Linked DNA regions of Mus musculus: region 2 is linked to region 1. A link is a loop called in an ENCODE intact Hi-C map of the cell type or tissue named here. Cell type or tissue: left cerebral cortex. All regions are shown on one strand. Each heading gives the region's core, and the rest is flanking DNA. Links, peaks and the distances in the headings are about the cores only.

The links. Peaks named below come from ENCODE experiments on the same cell type or tissue, not always from the same donor. Only the 100,000 strongest peaks of a DNase experiment are listed, where the experiment ranks them.
Region 2: a loop joins it to region 1, with 5 times the contacts of the local background. A loop is called at or near these places in 21 of 42 quality-filtered maps.

The regions. Positions count from the first base shown.
Region 1 is chr4:101,453,733-101,462,069 of GRCm38, forward strand. Ak4 (adenylate kinase 4) reads left to right here. Exons shown (of 5, transcript NM_009647.5): 3 at 6,768-6,940. Among named protein-coding and RNA genes, the nearest start is that of Ak4, 38 kb to the left of the region's middle. In left cerebral cortex, for the core only: a CTCF peak has its summit at 4,795 (motif pointing left); DNase peaks (open chromatin) are centred at 2,682, 4,815 and 5,760; H3K27ac peaks cover 274 bases.
Region 2 is chr4:101,381,569-101,389,905 of GRCm38, forward strand. The region is part of intron 3 of 0610043K17Rik (RIKEN cDNA 0610043K17 gene); the gene reads left to right. Among named protein-coding and RNA genes, the nearest start is that of E130102H24Rik, 29 kb to the left of the region's middle. In left cerebral cortex, for the core only: a CTCF peak has its summit at 3,615 (motif pointing left); DNase peaks (open chromatin) are centred at 3,627 and 4,532.

The sequences.
Region 1 (8,337 bases), core at 289-8,288:
GATACATGGTGAAACCATCTCTTTAAAGTTTAGGTCATATTTTTTTTGTATTCCTTTTTCTATATATATATATATATTTTCTTTTTTGTACTTAGCATGTAGAACTTGATAGAGTTGTCTCCTGTGTGTTTGGTTTTCCTGAGGGATTAGTGGTATTTGTTTTCTGTTGCCGTGATAAAATGCCATGATCAAGAGCAAGTTAAGGAAGAAGGGGTTTATTTTAGCTTTCAGTTCCAAATTGACCGAGCTCATCATGGTGAGGAAGGCATGTCATGGCGGGGAAGCTGGAGGCCAGCTGATCACATTTCATCTGCATGTAGGTGAGGGAGGGAGAGGAGGGTAAGTCTCAAAGGCTGTCCCTGGGAACAGGCTAACTGCCACAAGGCTCTGCCTCCTAAAGTTCTATAACCTCCCCCAAAAAACTGCCAGTTTGGGACCAAGTGTTCAAACACTTGAATCTTTGGGGAACCTTTCTCATGCAAATCATGGTGACCAGATAATGCTATTGGGCTTGGTTGCCCACCCTCATGGTTATTTTTATAGCCAGGTAGCCATGATACTATCCCCAGATGGGTAAATCTTTCAGTTTGGTTATTAAAATCAATCACATTTTTGGGGGGTGTGTATGTTATTTTTTTCAAGAGAGGGTTTCTCTGGGCAGCCCTGGCTGGCCTGGAACTGAGTCTGTAGACCAGGCTGGCCTCAAACTTAGATCTGCTTGCCCCTGCTTTCTGAGTGCTGATACTAAAGGTATGATCAAGCCAAGACCTGTTTGATTCTACCTTTTAAGTTTTTAAATTTATTTCTTAAATTTATGTATATGTTTAAGTGTCTGCCACCTATGAGCATGTACCCGAGGAAGTCAGTGATGTGCCATCTAACGTGGGCACTAGGAACTGAACTCTGATCCTAGGAAGAACAAGTGCTCTCAACTGTGGAACCGTCTCTTTGGTCCCCAAGATTCTACTTTCTAACAAGGTCATTAAATATCTTGATATTCTTGAGAAATCATCTTATTTCCATTTAAGTAGTGTGCTAAGGGAAAGCCCAGAGCTTCACATGGTGTCTAGTTCCATTGAAACCGGCTAATGGTTTTCTAAATAGCAGTAATTGGTGAGTTACAGCCAATGGGGACATAAAATCACATTTTGATACCTGGCTTGGATCCACCTAACCCCCTTGAGATAGGCCCTCCTGTATCCTAGGATGGCTTCCAATTCCCTAGACAGTAGAGACTGGCTAATCCTGCTTCTACCTCTTGAGCGCTGGGATTACAGACATCTCCATCCCAGTCAGTCCACGTGATGCGGGGGAAGTGCTCATCCGCACGCTCTATCCCGGGCACTCGTCTAGTTGCCTAGGCCAGCCTCCACTGCCCTGCCTTCCCAGCCTTCCCAGTAGCTGATACGGGTCTGTGTGCTTAACATTTAAAAATCAGGCTTGTTCTAGACATTCAGAAGGTCTCTGCATTTCCTGTGTCCTGTCATGCACTTCCTAACAAGGCTACTAGTAGACATGGCCAAATCCTAGGCATATGTTACTGTTATTAATATCAATATCACTTGTGCTGTGGCATTCTTTTCTCTTGGAGTTTTTTGAGACAGCCTCATGTAGCCCAGACTGGCTTTTGATTCCCTAATGTAGCCAAGGATGGCTTTAAACTCCTGATCTTGTACCTCCTGGGGTTCTAGGACGAGCATCATGTCTGGTTCATTCTTATGTCAGAATTACATGACACCGTGTTTGTTGCATACTTGATTTCTCAGTGCCCTTGCTCCCTTCTCTCCAGTAGGCAGACACTGTGTTCATAGCTGGATTGTCAGGGTTTACCATAGTACTCCACATGGCTTCTGAATAAACATTGTCCATTTCAGAAAGACCTCACCTTTAACCAGTGGCTGAGCCCTCACAGGGTGCTTGTCCAGCTATTTTCCTTAGTGCAGACCTGAATGGACCTGTGGTGAAATCCTTTGGGTCCCTTTGTGTTGAGATACAGTGGTCCCAGTTTCCCCCCAATTTGTCTATGCACAGAGAACAAAGAGAATTCTTACATACGGCTTCGCAGGTGGTAGCTCCTGCTTCCACACAAGGGGCCTCTTCCCTCACAGGGGAGGAGGTACAGTATGGGAATGCTGTGCCTTAAGAAGCAGTGGGGCCAGATAGATGATGGCTCAGTTCTTGAGAACTGAGGATCCCACACTCTCAAGACAGCTCCCAACCATCTATGACACCAGGGTATCCTAGACCTCGTACAGCCTCTGCAGGCATTAGCCATGTGTGCGATGCACATAAGTGCACACCAGCAAGACATATACAGAATATCTCACGCAAATAAGTAGAAGACCAAGGAGTAGATTGGAAGAGCCCTTCCTGGAAGACCTCAGGAGAGCTCGGTGTAGACGTTCTCCCAAGAGTTTCCCTTTATTCGCTAAGGTCACTTTGAAGAGTCAGACTTAGACTTTTGGTATTTTGAAACAGGGTCTCATAACCAGGCCGGCTTCACGACATAGAACCCTGAGCCTCCTGCGTCTGTGTGCTTGTTATCAGCACAAACCTAGACATTCCTGAGAGGAGGGGATCTCAACTGAGTGATGGCCAGTGGGGGTGTCTGTGTGGGCATCCTCTTGGTTGTTGATCGATGTGGGGGAGGGCCCGGCCCGCTGTGGGCGGTCCCATTCTTGGGCAAGTAGTCCTGGGAAGTGTAAGAAAGACAGCTGAGTGTGGGCCTGGGAGCAAGCCAGTAAGCAGCACTCCATGGTTCTTGCCTGTGTATCTGCTTGAGATCTTGTCTGACTTCTCTCAGGAATGGACTCTTACGGGAACATGTCAGCCAAATAACGCTTTCCACCCTAAGTTGTTAAAGTTACTTTTGCACTAAGTTGCTTTAAAAAGTGAACCAGGACCCTCCTATGTGCTGGGAACAGGTTTGTGCTACCCTGTCTAGCTCACAATTTTTGAATTTTGAAAGCCTGGATCATGTCTGTCAGTTCATCATCACTAACTCATAAGCTCTTACGGGCGGGGCCCCTTGTTACACATCTCTCGTATTTCATTTACATCATGTTCTAGAGCAGTGGGTCTCAACCTTCCTAATGCTGTGACACTTTAACACAATTCCTCGTGCTGTGGTGACCCCAGCCATAAAATTATTTTGTTGATACTTTCTTCCTGTTATTTTGCTACTGTTATGAATCGTACTATAAATATCTGCTATGCAGCTGCCGAAGGGGTTGTGACCCAAGGGTTGAGAACCACTGTCTAGAGAACCCAGGACACTGCAGTGAGTGTCCAAGGGGTGAGGAGCTCTAGAGCACCTGGTACAGAAGGGGACATAGAGGCCACAGCTCTTACCAAGATGCCACTTACTCTCTTCATTGTCTTAGTGAAGGTGGAATGAGATGGATTCAGAGGTTAGAACCATGTACGGGGAAACAAGGAACAGTCGCATACGGGCAGAGAGCAGGGCCTATGAGATGCATGCTCGTTACAATTCCTTTTCCTTTGCTACTAAGGACTCTGGGCTGGTACACACTCCCTCACTGGGGATGCCTGGGTGAATGCCACCTGCCTCCAGCCATAGCTACTCCCTGTGGCTCATGACCAGGAGCCGCATCTTATCTTTTAACTGGACACCCACAGTCGGAATGGTCAGAAGTGACCATAGGCAGGAAGTGGCTTCTCACAAGGTGCCAACTGGGGCAGACATGTGAGGCTGTTGCCTTACAGAGCTGCAAGGTTACATTCACTTAGCTAAGCAGAGGGCCTGTTCTTCGTGAGCGTGGGGCAGCTGACTCTGACTCTGCACCTCCCGGTGAATGCTCTCCAAATTAGAAAGCCAGATGCACCCTGCTTCCATTGCCCTGCTCCGAGCACAGCTTTGCTGAGGCCTCCCCTCGAGTCGCTCTCCTCAGACTCGTGTGGTGGTTCAGAGGACCAGATGAAGCCACTTCTCACTGTACATCAGAAATCCTTGAGGATCTGCGGCAGACCTGCTGATGCTGCGGTTAGTGGCGCAGTGTGGTGGATTCAGAAAGGTTTCGGCTTTCCACCTCGAGGCTGAATGAACTAGGCGACAGCATGCTTTCTAGATTGGATTAATGGCCATGTGGTGATGGGTGTGGAAGGATAAGGTAGACAATTCCTGTAAGGCTGGAATTATCAGGAGAAAGGAGCTTCAGTTGGCCAAATGCCTCCATGAGATCCAGCTGTAAGGCATTTTCTCAATTAGTGATCAAGGGTAGAAGGGCCCCTTGTGGGTGGTGCCATCCCTGGGCAGGTAGTCTTGGGTTCTATAAGAAAGCAGGCTGAGCAAGCCAGGGGAAGCAAGCCAGTAAGTCCCATCCCTCCATGGCCTCTGCATCAGCTCCTGCTTCCTGACCTGCTTGAGTTCTAGTCCTGACTTCCTTCAGTGATGCACAGTGGTATGGAAGTGTAAGCTGAATAAACCCTTTCCTCCCCAACTTGCTTCTTGGTCATGATGTTTGTGCAGGAATAGAAACCCTGACTAAGACTGGTGGGTATTGAGTTTGGTCTTCACTCTGCTGGGATATTTAACCATACAGTAGGTAACTAGCATACTGCCACCCTGTTCTTCAGGATACTCATTTACCAATAATTCTCTCTCCCTCTCCCTGATACTATCTCTGAAACTGGCCTTTATTCTGTAGTCACACTAGCCTAAAATTCACAGCAGTCCTCCTGTCTCAGCTCCTCCCAAATGTTGATTACAGGGTCAACTTCCAGTTGTAAAAATCTCTTATTAGTGGAGAAGTTGTAAATGCTGCCACCTGTTGACCAAATGTGCATGTGCATCCAACCCACTTTCAGCATCCCTACCCAGGCGGCATCTCCCTGTGTTCTGGGCACTTACCCAGGTCTCAGGGGCTGTCAGCAACCTAGTTTAGTGGGATAAGTACCACTCTGGGTTGGCAGTCTGTCTTGGGTCACCGTTGTGATGAGTAGTAGCCTCTACAGTCAGATTCATATTTTCTGTCTCTCTCTCTCCATCTTTCTCCTTCCTGCTGTCTCCCCCTCCCTTATGTGTATGCACATGCGCACATGCAAGGGCTGAGGTTGGAATCCAGAGTCTTCTATCCCCCCTCTTGCTGAGCCTCTCTCCATGTCCCCAGAAATGACTCCTTTGACTTAGACGTGGGTTTGTTTATTCAAAGATTTTCATAGATCATGTTTTAACCTGGAATTTATATGAGGAATTCTTTTCATGAGCAGATATCCTAACGGTTCAATCATTGTTCCAAGAACTTGAATCCCACTCAATTTCAAGGATAAACCTCTAAAAGGGAACTTGGATCAACAGATAATGGAGACTAGCTGTATAGGTCAGAAAAGCAAAATGCCTACGTTTCTTTAACATCTCCCTTCAGTCTGTATGATAGCTCATTCATATAGATGTTCTTGATTGATAGGCCTTTATACAGTACTCCTGCCAGTGTGTTCATTTCAAAAATATGTGTGCCAGCAGTGGCTAAAGGGCCGGCTCACCATACTTTCCCTGGCAGTGTGCTTGGCAGCCTACAGTGCTAGAATTACATCGGAATGACTTGTGCTCAACCCAGCCTGAGGAGTACACCACCCACCACTCTTGGGATCCAGGCCTTAAGACTTCAGCTGGGCCTAAAGCTGAGGCTAAGAAGCATATTTTTTAAAATCTTGAAAGTCGTTAAACGGCACTGCCAACTTTTCAAAGCCTCATGATCAAAGTGGCAGCCTGTTCTTCAGGACCTACGAAAACAGCTCAGATATCTTCAGAGGCTCAGACTATGTTCAGGGCTTTAGGATGCTGCACCTACCCTGACAACACTGTTCAAGGCCTGTCGCTTCTAACCATGGTTTCTATAATGAGTGGGTGTGAGCTTGGCAAGCCAAGGCTCCCTGTCCCACTTCAGCTTCTGTGACTGAGTCTCCTCCTTATACCTTATTATTGAAGAAGAAAGTGGCAGTGCATATGAGCTCAGATCTATATCTTGTCATTTTTCCACATTTAGAAAACTGGACAGACCTGTAAATTTTGCAGCAACCAGATAGTTTCTGAAGGACTAGCTACTTTTGAAATCAGGCTTAACTTGTAGCCCTGACTGGCCTGGAACTTGCTATATAGACCAGGCTAACAAACAAACCTCCTCCTTCCAGTGCTGGGATTAATGGTGTATGATACAACATTCACTCAGGCTTAAATCTTTTAGGCTAACCTTCCTTTTTCTTTTCTTCCCTTTCTTTTTCTTTTTGAGACAGGGTCTCACTTATTTCCCAAGATGGCCTGGAATTCACAACTCTCCTGATGTAGCCTCCCAAATAATGGAAGCATGAGTGTTTGCTCCTGACATATTTCAAGTGTACCATATGGATTTCTTAGGTTACATGTTACATAAAGTGTAGGTAAAGGTGTCTATTGATTCAGGATTTCAAGGCCTATATTTACTTGTGGTAACTGGAGAATAAATAACAGGCTATAAGAGCTATAGGGACCCAGAAAGGAGTCTGTACTCTCTCTTGAGCAGAAGAGAAAATAGGGACAATACAGCTTGCCCAACAACACAAGGGGAGTGGTTAACAGGCTGGGTTAGTGGTTTTTCAGTTCAGTGCAGTCTGTTTTGATCATGTGACTCCTTAGACCAAGCATAGAAGCTGGGCTATAAAAGAGTATACAGAGGTAGTTACAGAGTCCCTATTAAATCCTTTTGGACTATATAGATTTCATTATTCCCAGACTTACAGTTGATTTTTCTGTTTGTTTGTTTGGCCCTTAGGATTCCCGAGGACATTAGTACAGGCAGAAGCCCTGGACGGAATCTGTGATGTGGACCTAGTAATCAGTTTGAATATTCCTTTTGAGACACTTAAAGATCGTCTGAGCCGACGGTGGATTCACCCTTCTAGCGGGAGGGTCTATAACCTGGACTTCAACCCACCTCAAGTGCAGGTAAGATACACCATGCTGGATAGAGGACAGGAGTATGAGGTGTCTGGAGGTGGGGGGCATAAAAAAGCATTGGCCAAACAGCATAGGAAAAGAGTTTACATTCAGTAGCCACCATAGTGGAGAAAGCTAGGACTAGAAAGCTTAACAAGACAGGGCATTGCTGGTGACCTGGGAAAAGTGTCGCTCTCCTTGTTATTTCATTAAACTGTAGGTGATCATTGATTGATTGATTGATTGATTGAGACAGACCTCTATCTGATTAGTCCTCAGACTCAGAATGCTGGGAAGACCCCTTTTAAAGCCAAATGACAGTGTACAGTTTAAAAAGGACTAAAGTTTACATTTCTGTTCGGCAACTGTTGTGAAGATGGCCCGAGCAAGTGAAAAAAGTGTGTGGTTTCAGGGATTAGAGTGACCAAAACAAATAAAAACTAGTGTTCAGCTATAAGACTTTGTAAGACCTGGGCAATAGCTGCAGGATCTTCGATTACAGAGTTGGGAGAAAGGACAAACATGGTGTTGTCTCTGCTCTTCAGTACTGGGGTTCAGAATCCCTGGGCCTTGTGTACATTCCTCAAGAATCCTACCATTGAAGTGGACCTCCACCCCACTCCCTGCTGTAGGTGCCCAACTCAGACTCACAGTGCTCTAGCTTTGGTCTCCCAAATGCCTGGGATTATGGGTGTGCGCCCCGTGCCTGCTCAGACTACTTCTGACCAGCGTCTTGTTAGGTTCTCCCTCTGGCTGTCTGATGACTGACTGAACTAATGCAGGAGCCCAGTTGGTGGCTCTTGGACTGGAGTAGGTGACGTGGTACCTTGAGTATAGGTGAAGCAGTAAATGATTGCAGGGACCTAAGCTGGTGTCACCCCTGCTGGTTGCTGTTGTGCCAATAATGCCCTTAATGATGTCAGTTCATGTGTGATGTGTCCCTTTTTTTTTTTTTTCTTTCTTTCTCTTAATTGATCTGTTAGTTCATTCAATCTTTCATTCGTTCTTGGTTTCACTGTGTTGGCTAGACTGGTCCTAGCCTTCTGAGTGGCTGGGTGAGCAGGAGCGTGCCGCTCAAGTGTAACCCAAGGTACAGTGATAGGAAAACCAATAGGGAGAGAAGAAAGGAGTTTGAAAATCCAGTCAGGAAAGCAGAAACCTATCTCACAGAAGCTGATCGATTCTTACAATACCCAAAAAGCTCTTCTTACTGGCATGCTACATTCCAAAGGCTGGCTCCCCCTGAAAGAACATATAATTACCATTACATGTGGAAGTGAATAGCCTGTTCTACCAGCCATTGGTGTCTTCCCAGGACAGAGTGAAGCTGCTGCCCTAGAGCCACTCTACTTCTGGAAACGGTGCTGTGTTTGCTGATACTCCAAAGTGAGTGCTAAGCACTGTGG
Region 2 (8,337 bases), core at 294-8,293, 72 kb before region 1:
GGCTTGTGGAGGAGTAACCAGGAAAGGGGGATATCATTTGAGATGTAAATGAATGGAATGATTAGTTTAAAAAAAAAAAAAAAAGAACTGAGTATGGCAGGTGTGGCAGTATACACCTTTAATCCCAGCACTCAAGAGGCAGAAGCAGGTGGGTCTCTGTGCATTTGAGGCCAGCCTGGGCTCTATAGTGACAGTGCTAGTGACCTGCCTTAAACAAACACATACAGACCGTGAATGTTGTGGCTCTCATCTATGATCACAGCACTCCTACAGTCAGATGGGAGTCAGACCCAGAGGATGGGTTAGAGGCCCTCTGTGGCCAGCCAGCCTAGAAGATGCAGTGCAGCAGCAGAACCAAGAGAGGCCCTGCCTCAACCTGGTGGGAACAGAGTTGATGCCTGCCCACTGAGCTGCCATACAGGTTGTGGCACATACTTGCCTGTGCTCCCTCCACACAGAGGAAATAAAAATCACAAAATTTAACATTTAATGGATACAAACGGTTATAGGCTGGCTTATCTCTTCTTCCTCCAATACATACTGAAACCCTAACCCCAGTTTGGTGACCTAGCAGTTGAAGAAATGTATTTTAAAATTCTGAAAATATATATTAGCCATATTGTGGTGGCACAAACCTTTAATCCCAATACTTGGTAGGTAGAGGCGGGCTCATCTCTGTGAGTCAGTGGCCAGCCTGGTCTACATAGTGAGTTCCAGAACTGCAAGAAACTATATAGGTGTGTGTGTGTGTGTGTGTGTGTGTGTGTGACTGATACTTTATATATTTATTATTATATATAGTATAATATATAATTGTAGTATAATATAATTGTAATATAAAAATATTACAATTTCTCTACCACCCTGCTTCCTAACTTTGGTTTTCACATTGTAGCCTAGGCAGGCCGGAAACACTATGTAGTCCAGGCTGGCCTCAAACTCGTGGCACTCCTCATGCCTCTGCCTACCTGTGCAGGTGTTTACTGCTGTGCCTGACTGTATCTGCGGCTTTTCACAAGGTGTGTTATCATCTGAGGAATCCTTCTATTGTCTAGGAAGAACAACTTTCTTAGTGAGTTAGGGAAAGATTTTTATAAACTCATTATTTGGGCAAAAGAAACAACCTTCAACTTAAAATGAAGACATAAAAGTTTAAACTGTGGGTATGGGGCAGTCAGGGTTGCCCAGTGGGTAGGTAGAGTGACTTGCCACCAAGCCTGATGATGACCTGAGTTCCATATCCATGGTGGAAGGAGAGACCTGATTCTTGCAAGTTGTCCTGTGTGCATATGCATGTGTCCTGTCTCCATATGCATGCTGTGCACACACACATACACATACACATATACACACAAATGTGTTTTTCAGATCAGTAATTGGATATTGATTAGGGGCTCGTTTACCTTCTCTAGGTCATAACTTGATGATCCATGCAATGAAGACAAAAAGATGTCTAGCCTTCTTATGCCCAGGAGACAGGTTCATTCTCTAATGAGAGAATGCTTAGCTCTATTGTATATGCAGAATAACCTTGTGAAATATTAATATTCCTATTTGATAGATTGGGGGAAAAAGACTGTTGCTAAGGAACTATCATAAACCTGGAGTCTTAAGGTCTACATTCCAGGAGTTCTAAGGCCCACTCTGTGATTAGTGGGCCATCCACGGAACGCCAAGGCTGCATGGACATACTTGGTTAATCCAGGCCGAGAGTGAAAACTCTAGGTCTACCAGTGGTTACTGGGTGGCCAGGGCAGAGCCACTCAGCCAGCCGAGATGCAGCTTTAGTCGGAGGGGAGGCCAAGTACATGGCAGTGACTTCCCCACCAGCATTTGGACATTGGTAAGCAGTGAAATTGTAGATATCAATGGTTTAGAATCGGCCTCAAACTTTGAGTCATGTATTACTAGTATTGTGAATAAATGCTCGAAATTAGGTTATACTCAAGAAACATCTTTTACTACCACTGCTACAAGGTTCTTCAAAGGTAATGAGAAGGATAATGTGGCCCCCTCCAAGCCTAGCATCCTCTCATTGTCTGTTCTCCAGGGGCTTGTACTTTGAGGGTACACCTTCTTACTCATTATATGCATCATCCACCCAAGTTTTCATTGAGTGCTATGAGCTTGCTGTGCATATGAACACAAAAACCAGGTCCCTACTGAACCATCTCCCCTGTCATGCATGTCTAGTTACTTGAATTGGATCTCCAGAACCCATATATATAAGGGGCCAGATGCTGAGGCAGTAATTTGTAACCAGCACTCCTACTAAAGGATGGACAGCAGAGACAGAAGAATTCACCAGAAGTTGGCAAGCCAGGTCTCCTGCAAAATGCCATGCAGCAAAAACCAAGAGAAGCTGTGCTTCAGTAAGAAGTAAGATCAGAACTGACTCCTGAAAATATTTCCCTCTGTCCTCTACACACACACACACACACACACACACACACACACACACACACACAGAAAGAGAGAGAGACAGACAGACAGACAGAGACAGAGAGACAGAGACGGAGACAGAGACAAGACAGAGATGGACAGAGACACACATATCCATAGACACACACACACAGAGACAGAGACGTAGACAGAGACAAGACAGAGATGGATAGAGACACACAGACCCATAGACACACACACACAATTATTTTTTAAACCAAGGGGAGAAAAAGCAACTAGCACCAAACTCTGGGGCATTGTGGGTGCACGGGGGTAGGATGCTCTATTGACTGCACCTGGGAGAGATCAAGAGAGAATATCTGAGAACACCTGGAGCAGAGTCCTGAGGAGGACTAGTTTGTAGCTGCAAGAGACCCAGCAGAGTCAGGGCAAAGGATTGCATAGGCATGGTGACAACAGGAACACACAAGGCTAAAGATGGGACAGCATCCAAGTTCAACTGTGTGGCCCGACGAAAGCATGTTAGGAGCTCAGGGAATATAGACAGCACAAGGATGCTATCTTCTATTTCACAGCACTCTATAGTCATCTCTTTGTCATACACTTTGTCATCTCTTATCTTGATTGGACCATGTCATAGTTATGGCACGTGAGCATCAGGGCACAAGTGGCTTGGCTATAGCCTTGCAGGAAGTCGGTTCCTGGCCTTTGGTTCCTGCTTCAGGGGTGATGGTGAGCTGAGGGCTTCTTACTAGCCTCAGCTGTGAGCCACAGCTACATAAGACACTGGGGCAGTGCTGGCTCTGGCTGGGCCTCGTGGGAAAGGTGGGAAGGGAAAGGCCTGAGTGCTCTTCCTACTTTGCTGCTCACCTTTCTCCCTGTGGTGGTGTGGGCTGCTCATCTTGGTCTTTTGGCCTCGGGGCACTCTCTGGATACTAGAGGCCACAGTGCTTTTAGTGCTGCAGGCTGGAGTGAGTGTCCCCTGGAGAGTGGCTTTCTACTATCCTCTGATGGGTGTTGGTGGCTAAGTCCCCCAGCTCTTCCCTCTTCTGTGGGATAGCTGCAATGTTTCCAGAGCTCCCCAGCAGAATCAAGCTCTAGTTGCCAGCAGATCTACTGAATCTCAGTTGTATGGGATGGAGCTGTTTAACCTCTGTTTTCATAAAAATAATTTATAAATGGTTTCTGTTCAACTTCCAAGAGCTAGTTTCTGCCCCCTTGGGGGCGATATTGCCCTTGCTGAGGACACATCTTTTAGAGAGACTTTATGTCAGAGCAAGAGTCAGAGAAACTGCATGGCTGAGTAAACAATAAAAAAGTAGCCCTGGTCTGGTGGTGCACGCCACCTCCTTAGCCCCCAAGCTTTAGTTGTTATTAATTTAAAAAATTTTAGTTAAAAGTATTTTATAGGCATGGTTACCTTGCCTGCATACATGTCTATATACCACACACGTGCAGTGCTCATGAAGACTAGTAGAGGGCATCTGGTTTTCTGGGACTTACAGAATGCTAACTGCCATGTGGGTGCTGAGAATCAAGCCCTTGTCCTTAGAGGACCCAGTGCTCTTAACTGCTAACCCATCTCTCCTGCCTCTAATTAGGTTTCTCTGTCTCTCTATCTCTCTCTGTCTCCATCTCTCTCTGTCTCTTGGTCTGTCTCTGTCTGTCTCCGACTATCCCTCTGTCTCTCTGTCTCTGTCTCTGTCTCTGTCTCTCTCTCTCTCTCTTTTAACAGTCTCATGTATCCCAAACTGGCCTAGAATTCACTATAACCTAAGATTCCTGATCCTCCTGCCTTTACCTCCCAAGTACTAAGATTATGGGTGTCTGTCACCATGCCTGGATTCAGGATGTTTTTTTGTTTGTTTGTTTTTCCCTTGAGACTTTTGCACATACTGCGCCTGGCAGGAATGTTTTCCTAGCTCTTTTGAATGCTCACTTCTGTGGGATAGAACACAGCATAGGAATCCTAATATTGGGACACCAGGCTTCCTGGTAGAAGGATGTATAAACAGACTTGAAGGAGTAGCATAAGCATGGACACTGTGTCTGGTTAGCCTTCCTTACTTCACTGGCTGAATGGGATAGTCTTCCTGCATGCTCCTGGCAACATGAACTATTTCTGACTACTCAAGAAATAGCCCTTAGCTACATGATGTAATTCTCTAAACCTAGTCAGTTCTTTAATAAAGCTGGGTACTGTGGGTGGGGAAGGGTGTACAAGGAGGGCTTTTTCTCTCCATCAGTGAGGAAGGTGTATTGCCATGGTGTGTGCTCACTGAGTATTGACAAATTCAAGGATTGTTGGGTAGAATGATAGAAAAATGAGTAGATAGAGAAATGGATAGAAGGGTGGATGATGGATAGATTAGTTGAATGGGCAGATCAGAAGGATGAGAAGGATAGATGGATGGATGGATAAATGCATAAATGGATCGGTTAGTTGAATGAGAAGATCAGTGGAATGGATACATGCATGTGGGTGGATGGATGGGTGGATGGGTGGATGGATGCATGGATGGGTGGATGGATGCATGCATGGATGGGTGGATGGGTGGATGGATGCATGGATGGGTAGATGGGTGGATGGGTGGGTGGATGGATGTATGGGTGGGTGGATGGATGCATGGATGGGTGGATGGATGCATGGATGGGTGGATGGATGCATGGATGGGTGGATGGATGCATGGATGGGTAGATGGGTGGATGGGTGGGTGGATGGATGCACGGATGGGTGGATGGATGCATGGATGGGTGGATGGATGCATGGATGGGTGGATGGATGCATGGATGGGTGGATGGATGCATGGATGGGTGGATGGATGCATGGATGGGTGGATGGATGCATGGATGGGTGGATGGATGCATGGATGGGTAGATGGGTGGATGGGTGGGTGGATGGATGCACGGATGGGTGGATGGATGCATGGATGGGTGGATGGATGCATGGATGGGTGGATGGATGCATGGATGGGTAGATGGGTGGATGGGTGGGTGGATGGATGCACTCCAGAAGGCCATATGGATAAAGTCTGGGAAGGAAGCTCATGCTCCTTGAACATCTACATTTGTCTCCCTGCCTCTTCAGCTATACCTAGACCTAGGTCTGCCTATTGTATTTCACTTGGTCCTCAGGCAGATCCAAGAACCAGGATCAGAAATTCAGAAAATAGCCCATGCCAGAATATCATACTCCAGAAGACTTATGGCTACATTAGAGAGGCCAGCTCTGTCTAGACCAGTGGTTCTTAACTTTCCTAATGTTCCAACCCTTTAATATAGATCCTCATGTTGTGGTAACCCTCAACCATAAAATTATTTTTATAACTATAATCCTGCTACTGTTATGAATCAAAATGTAAATATCAGGGCTGGAGAGATGACTCTGCGGTTAAGAGCACTGACTGCTCTTCCAGAGATCCTGAGTTCAATTCCCAGCAACCACATGACGGCTCACAACCATCTATAATGGGATCCGATGCCCTCTTCTGCTGTGTCTGAGAACGGTGACAGTGTACTCACATACATAAAATAAATCTAAAAAGAAAAAAAAACCCAAAATGTAAATATCTGTGGTTTTTGTGGTTATAGGCAACCCCTGTGAAAAAGTTGACACTCCCTGCAAAGGGTCGTGACCCACAGGTTGAAAAGCGCTGATCTAAAGCATCGTATGTCCATAAAGAGAATTCTGCAGTAAAAAGTAAAGGGGGGAAGGGGAGACAGGAAGCTTATTTGTTTATTTATTTAGGTTTTTTGAGGCAGGATTTCTCTCTGTATACAGCCTTGGCTGTCCTGGAACTCACTCTGTAGACCAGGATGGCCTTGAACTCAGAGGGATCAGTCTGCTTCTGCCTCCTAAGTGAGTGCTGGGATTAGAGGTGTGTACCATTACCACCAAGCAACGTTTTTGTATGACTTTTTATTCAGTTAGCACAGGAGTATTCAGAGAGAAGAAAGGGCTTCATTTACATTTTTCTGATGCCATAAAAAAAATGACAACTGGGACTGGAGAGTTGGTTCACTGATTAAGATTACTAATTGTCCTGCATTGCATAGGACCCACATTCAGTAACCTCCACAGCACCTTCCAATCATCTGGAACTCCAGTTCCAAGAGACCCAACACTCTTCTGAACTCCTCGGGCACCAGGGATGGAGAGAGAGAGAGAGAGAGAGAGAGAGAGAGAGAGAGAGAGAGAGAGAGAGAGAGAGAAGACCTGGAGACATACACAGCTGTTTTTGTTTTGTGTATGTGTGTTGGGGTGTGCATGTGTGCACATGTGCAGAGGCCAGAGGTCAAGTTCAGGCGTGGGTCCTTAGGAGCCAAACACATTATCATTCATTCATTTGTTTGTTTGTTTGTTTGTTTATCTATCAAGCCTGCTTCCCTCTCTGGGACCTGGGGGCTTTCTGATTGGTTAGTTTAGGTAGCCTGCCCCTACCTCTCAGCTCTGGGATTACAAATGAGCTATTACATCCAGCTTTCTATATGAGCACTGGAGACAGAACACTGATCCTTGTATTTTTCATGACAAGCCTCTCCCCAGTACCCTCTCATTTTCTGTTGTGCCGCAGACCCTCTGGGTCCCTGTGTCTGTGTGGAACGGGTCTCTCGACGCGGGTGGGCAAAAGCGTGGATGAACAACAAACAGACACACACAGGAGAGGTCGTGTGGAATCTGAGTGTAATTTTCGAATTGAGCATCAGACTTTTTATGCAGAGGACAATAAGGAAGTTGGGTGACATATTCACAAGGTACAATTGAGGTAACCGGAATCTTACCTAAAACAGAGGACTGTAAACACAAAAGGTCTAACCGGAACCACCTGGGATAGAATACATTGATAACAGCTGGGATCAACAAGGGCTCCACCTAAGATTCACTAATCTTAGAAGCCAGGGTCAAGGGCTTCTCGACCTTGCCATAGTTCCTATTTTAGTCTCTTGTATAGTCCACCTTCCCCTTAGGCCATTGTAAATACGTTCGTATGGGTGTAACTCTGCTATAGTTCTAAGTATCTATTCTGGTTTCTCCTTTGGTCTGAAACTTCCTTCTTCCTTAGTGATGGTAAATTCCTGTGTAAGGGAGTGACTTAGCTTTTACAATCTTACTGAATTCCAAGCCCTTGATCTTGGTCAAGGATGTTCTAGGACTGTTAGAACACTGGCAGAAGGCTTTAGCCATGTCAGAATTCAATTTTAAAAAGCACTTACAATAAGAAAATACTGAAAGAGAGCACGTAGATCCATACACTAGACTAACACGGTAATGGAATGCAGGAATGAAAAATTAATGTATGGGTAGAAAACGCTAGACTCCAGGAGGAGAGCTTCCTTGAAACTCTTTTGCCTCATGAGTGACTTTTAAGCCTTTCAGCTTGTCCAGCTGACTCGACTGGAGAGCTTAGCACTGTTGTAGTTTTTAGTCTTTTGAGACAAAGTCTCTCTAAATAGGTTAGGCTGATAGGGAACTTGAAATCCCTGCCCCTGTCTCCCATGTGCCTGCTCTATCAGGCTCTGAAGAGTAGCTTCTTCTTCAGCTACCAGTGAATGTTGAGTCCATGTTATTTGTCTATTTAAGGTTCAATAGAGACCATCTATATAATCCCCAAGGAGTGCCATTTTAAGGAACATAAATATGCACAGGGATGATGGTACCTACCTTTAATCTCGGAACTGAAAGAAAGGCAAAGGGGGGCAGATCTCTGTGAGTTGGGGGCCAGTCCTGTTCTACACAGTGATTTCCGGATCAGCCAAGGCTATGTCATGGCAGCCAGAGCTACATAATGAGACCTGTCTCAAAACCAACCAACCAACCAATCAAATAAAACAAGAACAAGAACAACAACTAAAAGCATAAAGATAAAATGAGGGAGTTAGGTAGTTGGAGAGATGGGTCAGTGGCTAAGAACTTGTATTACTCTTGCAAAGGTC